Linked DNA regions of Homo sapiens: region 2 is linked to region 1. A link is a contact called in ENCODE Hi-C or POLR2A ChIA-PET data. All regions are on one chromosome and are shown on one strand. Each heading gives the region's core, a stretch centred on a gene start or an enhancer-like site at or near the end of the contact. The rest is flanking DNA. Distances are from core to core; before and after follow the strand shown. Region 1 holds the start of IRF7 (interferon regulatory factor 7). Region 2 holds the start of IFITM1 (interferon induced transmembrane protein 1).

Region 1 (2,526 bases), core at 1-2,500:
CCCCTGTCGTCATTAGCGCTTGAGCCCAGGTGTGCAGATGAGGCGGTGGGTCTGGCCACGCTGTCCCCACCCCAAGGCTGCAGCACTTCCCGTAAACCACCTGCAGTGCCCGCCGCCTTCCCGAGGCTCTGTGCCAGCTAGTCTGGGAAGTTCCTCTCCCGCTCTAACCACAGCCCGAGGGGGGCTCCCCTCCCCCGACCTGCACCGGAGATCTCAGGCACCCGGCTCATCTCAGACCTCCCGCTCCCGACCCTACACAGAGATTGCCTGGGGAGGCTGAGGAGCCGATGCAAACCCCCAAGGCGACGCACTTGGGAGCCGGTGGTCTCAAACACCTGCCGGGGGTCCTAGTCCCCTTCTGAAATCTACATGCTTGGGTTGGAGCGCAGCAGTAAACACCCTGCCCAGTGACCTGGACTGAGGCGCGCTGGGGGTGGGTGCGCCGTGTGGCCTGAGCAGGAGCCAGACCAGGAGGCCTAGGGGTGAGAGACACATTCCCCTCGCTGCTCCCAAAGCCAGAGCCCAGGCTGGGCGCCCATGCCCAGAACCATCAAGGGATCCCTTGCGGCTTGTCAGCACTTTCCCTAATGGAAATACACCATTAATTCCTTTCCAAATGTTTTAATTGTGAGAGTATCTGATATTCTTGACTGAACAATGTAAAAAACCCAAAGGGGGCTGCGCACGGCGGCTCTCGCCTAAATCCCAGCACTTTGGGAGGCCGAGGTGGGCAGATCACCTGAGGTCGGGAGTTCGACACCAGCCTGACCAACATAGAGAAACCCCGTCTCTACTAAAAATACAAAATTAGCCGGGCGTGGTGGTTCATGCCTGTAATCCCAGCTACTCGGGAGGCTTAGGTAGGAGAATCACTTGAACCCGGGAGGCGGAGGTTGTGGTGGGCCAAGATTGTGCCACCGCACTCCAGCCTGGGTAACAAAAGCGAAACTCCATCTCAAAAAAAGAAACGCAAACGGTGCAGCTGCCCCTTTTTCGAGGCACGTCCACCTCCCATTACCCACTTCCTTTTTTTTTTGAGACTGAGTCTTGCTCTGTCCCCTGGGCTGTAGTGGAGTGGCTCCATCTCGGCTCACTGCAGCCACTCCCAACGCCCTCCACTCCTCCCTACTCCGCGCTGGCCGGGGCGGGGTTCCGCTGGTCGCATCCAATAATAAGAACAGGCGGCGCGCGCCCTTCCCGGAAACTCCCGCCTGGCCACCATAAAAGCGCCGGCCCTCCGCTTCCCCGCGAGACGAAACTTCCCGTCCCGGCGGCTCTGGCACCCAGGTACTGGGGACCCCAGACCCACGCGGTGCAGGCCGGGAGCGAGAGCCTCCGTGGGGGCTCCGTGACCCCGGAGGGGTAGAGCCAAGAGCTGGGGGAGCCTGAGAGATGAGGGTCGGGCGGGGAGGGAGGCGGAGGCGGAGGCGGGGTTCCGCGGAGCTGAGAACCGGACGGGGTGGGATCGAGGAGGGTGCGAAGCGCCACTGTTTAGGTTTCGCTTTCCCGGGAGCCTGACCCGCCCCTGACGTCGCCTTTCCCGTCTCCGCAGGGTCCGGCCTGCGCCTTCCCGCCAGGCCTGGACACTGGTTCAACACCTGTGACTTCATGTGTGCGCGCCGGCCACACCTGCAGTCACACCTGTAGCCCCCTCTGCCAAGAGATCCATACCGAGGCAGCGTCGGTGGCTACAAGCCCTCAGTCCACACCTGTGGACACCTGTGACACCTGGCCACACGACCTGTGGCCGCGGCCTGGCGTCTGCTGCGACAGGAGCCCTTACCTCCCCTGTTATAACACCTGACCGCCACCTAACTGCCCCTGCAGAAGGAGCAATGGCCTTGGCTCCTGAGAGGTAAGAGCCCGGCCCACCCTCTCCAGATGCCAGTCCCCGAGCGCCCTGCAGCCGGCCCTGACTCTCCGCGGCCGGGCACCCGCAGGGCAGCCCCACGCGTGCTGTTCGGAGAGTGGCTCCTTGGAGAGATCAGCAGCGGCTGCTATGAGGGGCTGCAGTGGCTGGACGAGGCCCGCACCTGTTTCCGCGTGCCCTGGAAGCACTTCGCGCGCAAGGACCTGAGCGAGGCCGACGCGCGCATCTTCAAGGTGGGGACCCCAGCCCCGCCCCGCCCCGGGTGGGAGAGCCCGCCTAGGACCCCGCGGGCCCGGCACACGTGTTCTGTCCCCCTCTTCAGGCCTGGGCTGTGGCCCGCGGCAGGTGGCCGCCTAGCAGCAGGGGAGGTGGCCCGCCCCCCGAGGCTGAGACTGCGGAGCGCGCCGGCTGGAAAACCAACTTCCGCTGCGCACTGCGCAGCACGCGTCGCTTCGTGATGCTGCGGGATAACTCGGGGGACCCGGCCGACCCGCACAAGGTGTACGCGCTCAGCCGGGAGCTGTGCTGGCGAGGTGAGCGACGCCGGCTGCCAAGGGCGTTGGCATTCGTCCTGCTTGGGCAAAGGGGAACATTCTCTGGGTCAGATTTGTGGTTTTAGAAGCTGTTCTGGGAGAGGCTGCCAGCAGGCCCAGGAC
Region 2 (2,500 bases), core at 1-2,500, 300 kb after region 1:
ATGAAGTCACAGCATCATCACAAGCACGTGCACTTTATTGAATGACACTGTAGACAGGTGTGTGGGTATAAACTGCTGTATCTAGGGGCAGGACCAAGGGGGCAGGGGCAACAGCCCCAGCGTGCAGGGCCAGCATTGCACAGTGGAGTGCAAAGGTTGCAGGCTATGGGCGGCTACTAGTAACCCCGTTTTTCCTGTATTATCTGTAACATAATATGGTAGACTGTCACAGAGCCGAATACCAGTAACAGGATGAATCCAATGGTCATGAGGATGCCCAGAATCAGGGCCCAGATGTTCAGGCACTTGGCGGTGGAGGCATAGGCCTGGGCCCCGGTCACGTCGCCAACCATCTTCCTGTCCCTAGACTGGGGGAGAGGAGATGGTGAGGGGACCAGGATCCCCCAGCTGAGAGCCGCGTGCTATGGCTCCGTCTCCTCCCCGCCCTGAGATCAGGGACCACCTCCTCCCCTTCCTCACCCGGGCTCAGACTCTCCAGGAGCCTCGGGGCTCATCCTCCTTCTGCCTTGGCCCCAGCACAGGCTGTTCTCCCCACCATGGGGTGAAGTCACCTGTGAGTTCCCTTCTCACTTTCTGGGAGAGCCTGGGTGCCAGTCTGGAAGGTGAGGGTGTAATTTCTTACTGGGCTATAGGGAGAATTGCTCTGGGCTAATGGATAGCCAGGGACAGACTCTGAGCCAGCCAGCCAGCCTCCTGGAGCCTCCTCCTAGACCTGCACTGGGCAGATTCCCCAAAGCCACACACACACACAGATCACACAGACAAAGCTACTGACGTGAGCACACACGGGGCAGAGGTGCACACAAACTCACAGTCACAGGGACACACAAGTCCCCACCCCAGGCAGCATGTGGGCAGGTGGAGCCCCAGGCTCACCGGCACCCCCTGGATTTCCGCCAGGGCCATACGCACCTTCACGGAGTAGGCGAATGCTATGAAGCCCAGACAGCACCAGTTCAAGAAGAGGGTGTTGAACAGGGACCAGACGACATGGTCGGGCACGGAGGTCTCGCTGTGGATGTTGATCACGGTGGACCTTGGAAGGATGGTGCTGGGGGGTGGCCCCAGCACAGCCACCTCATGTTCCTCCTTGTGCATCTTCTGGCTTTGGGGAAGGAAGTGTTGAGTGAAGGTTTGAGAAGTGTGGTTTTCTGCGTGGAGCGAAGGGCCGCTGTGGTGTCCGGATGCTGGGACGGTGCTCAGTGAGACCTCCTTTCCCCTGTCGTTTCAGTTTCTCAGAAGTGTGTATTTCTCTTAAGTTTCTATTTCCTGCTGTTTGTAAATTGGTGAATTAGCCAGGGACCAATGAGGTGTGGTTTAACTTCTTGAGGATCAAATTACTTTATGGCAGGGTGGGAGGAAAGGCTGAAGGCTAAGGAGAGAGGCTTCCTCATCAGAAACTCAAGTCAGGACTAGTGACTTCCTAAGTGTTGGGTTTAGGGGGCCCTGGGGATTTTACCCAGGCTTGGGTTCTGTCCACCCCAGGCCAGCAAGTACAGGACCTCACTGTCCCGGTTCAGGGCCCCTGCCAGGCCCCCACACTCCAGGCGCCAGGACAATCCCCCAAAAGCCCTCACCTCACTTGTCGCAGGCCTCTCTCCTGAAATCCTTGCTCTTTCCTCAGGCTGCAGTCCTGCTCTGTGCGGGTTTGGGGACTAAACCTCCCAGTGTCTCCTGGTGCAGGTCAGAGGCCTGGTGGCCAAAGTTTCCTGCCCCAAAGCAGCCCTCCAGGCCCAGGAACGGGGACTCTGGGGAGAACTGACTCCCCAGAGGGTAGTGTGTTGAGACACGGGGAGGATTCCAGGGCCTGTAGGGGCAGCTTCAGAGCACAGGGCACACATGTGCCACCCCCTACCTTCCGGGTCCCAGCAATTCCCATGGCTTTGGTTGGGGTGAGTGCTGGATGACCTAGGCGTTGGGTCCTAGCCATGCAGGAGAGACCTGGAGGGTTGGCAAAGCCAAGTCTGGGGCTGTCAGGCCTGGGTGCCCCTTCACAGGGACGGGGAATTGTAGACTGAGTAGCAGAAGGGAGCCCTCAGGCACAAGGATCATGAATTACAAATTGCAAATTACATAAAGGAAAAATCAGAGCCCAAAGGTGGGCCTGCAATTATTAATGTAATGTTCTTAAGTTCTCTTTCTGCTTTCGTTTCTGCCTGCTTTAAGTCTGCTGTTACTTTTCTACAGAGATAAAATCCACTGTTTGCATCCAACCATTTCTTTTTATTGTTTGTGTAAACCAATGAATTTGTATTACTATCTCATGGCTGGAGTTCTGAAGTAAAACCATACTTTTGCTTGAGTGTGTATGTGTGTATATGTGCACATACACATATTTCGTTATGTGTTTTTGGCCACAAGTTACCAAATTTAGCTTAAACTTAAAGAGTACTCATAAATTAAATAATAAGCCTAAATGCTTTTCACGTTCATGTGACTTAAGTAGAATCTTTAATAAGCTAGCTTTAAAATTACTGGT

What was found. Hi-C counts contacts between places; a loop is a spot of excess contacts on that map. ChIA-PET counts read pairs that join two places held with the same protein, here RNA polymerase II (POLR2A). Pooled maps may share reads with other maps.
Region 2: a map with no recorded cell type shows a loop between it and region 1 (7-fold over the local background). The contact joins the promoter of IFITM1 here to the promoter of IRF7 in region 1. A Hi-C loop is called at or near these places in 1 of 37 single-sample maps with no recorded cell type and 2 of 50 pooled maps. POLR2A ChIA-PET finds 5 or more read pairs at or near these places in 1 of 52 experiments (activated CD4-positive, alpha-beta T cell).

What each region holds. Positions count from the first base shown.
Region 1 is chr11:614,674-617,199 of GRCh38, reverse strand. It overlaps IRF7 (interferon regulatory factor 7), which reads left to right and starts at 1,250. Exons shown (of 11, transcript NM_001572.5): 1 at 1,250-1,287; 2 at 1,553-1,855; 3 at 1,941-2,103; 4 at 2,193-2,403. The coding sequence starts at 1,836. It overlaps CDHR5 (cadherin related family member 5), which reads left to right. Exons shown (of 15, transcript NM_021924.5): 15 at 1-617. RefSeq lists an enhancer at 1,794-2,388.
Region 2 is chr11:312,790-315,289 of GRCh38, reverse strand. IFITM1 (interferon induced transmembrane protein 1) reads right to left here and starts at 1,250. Exons shown (of 2, transcript NM_003641.5): 1 at 934-1,250; 2 at 18-368. The coding sequence starts at 1,119. The coding sequence ends at 177. RefSeq lists enhancers at 257-416, 947-1,286, 754-1,309, 1,310-1,865.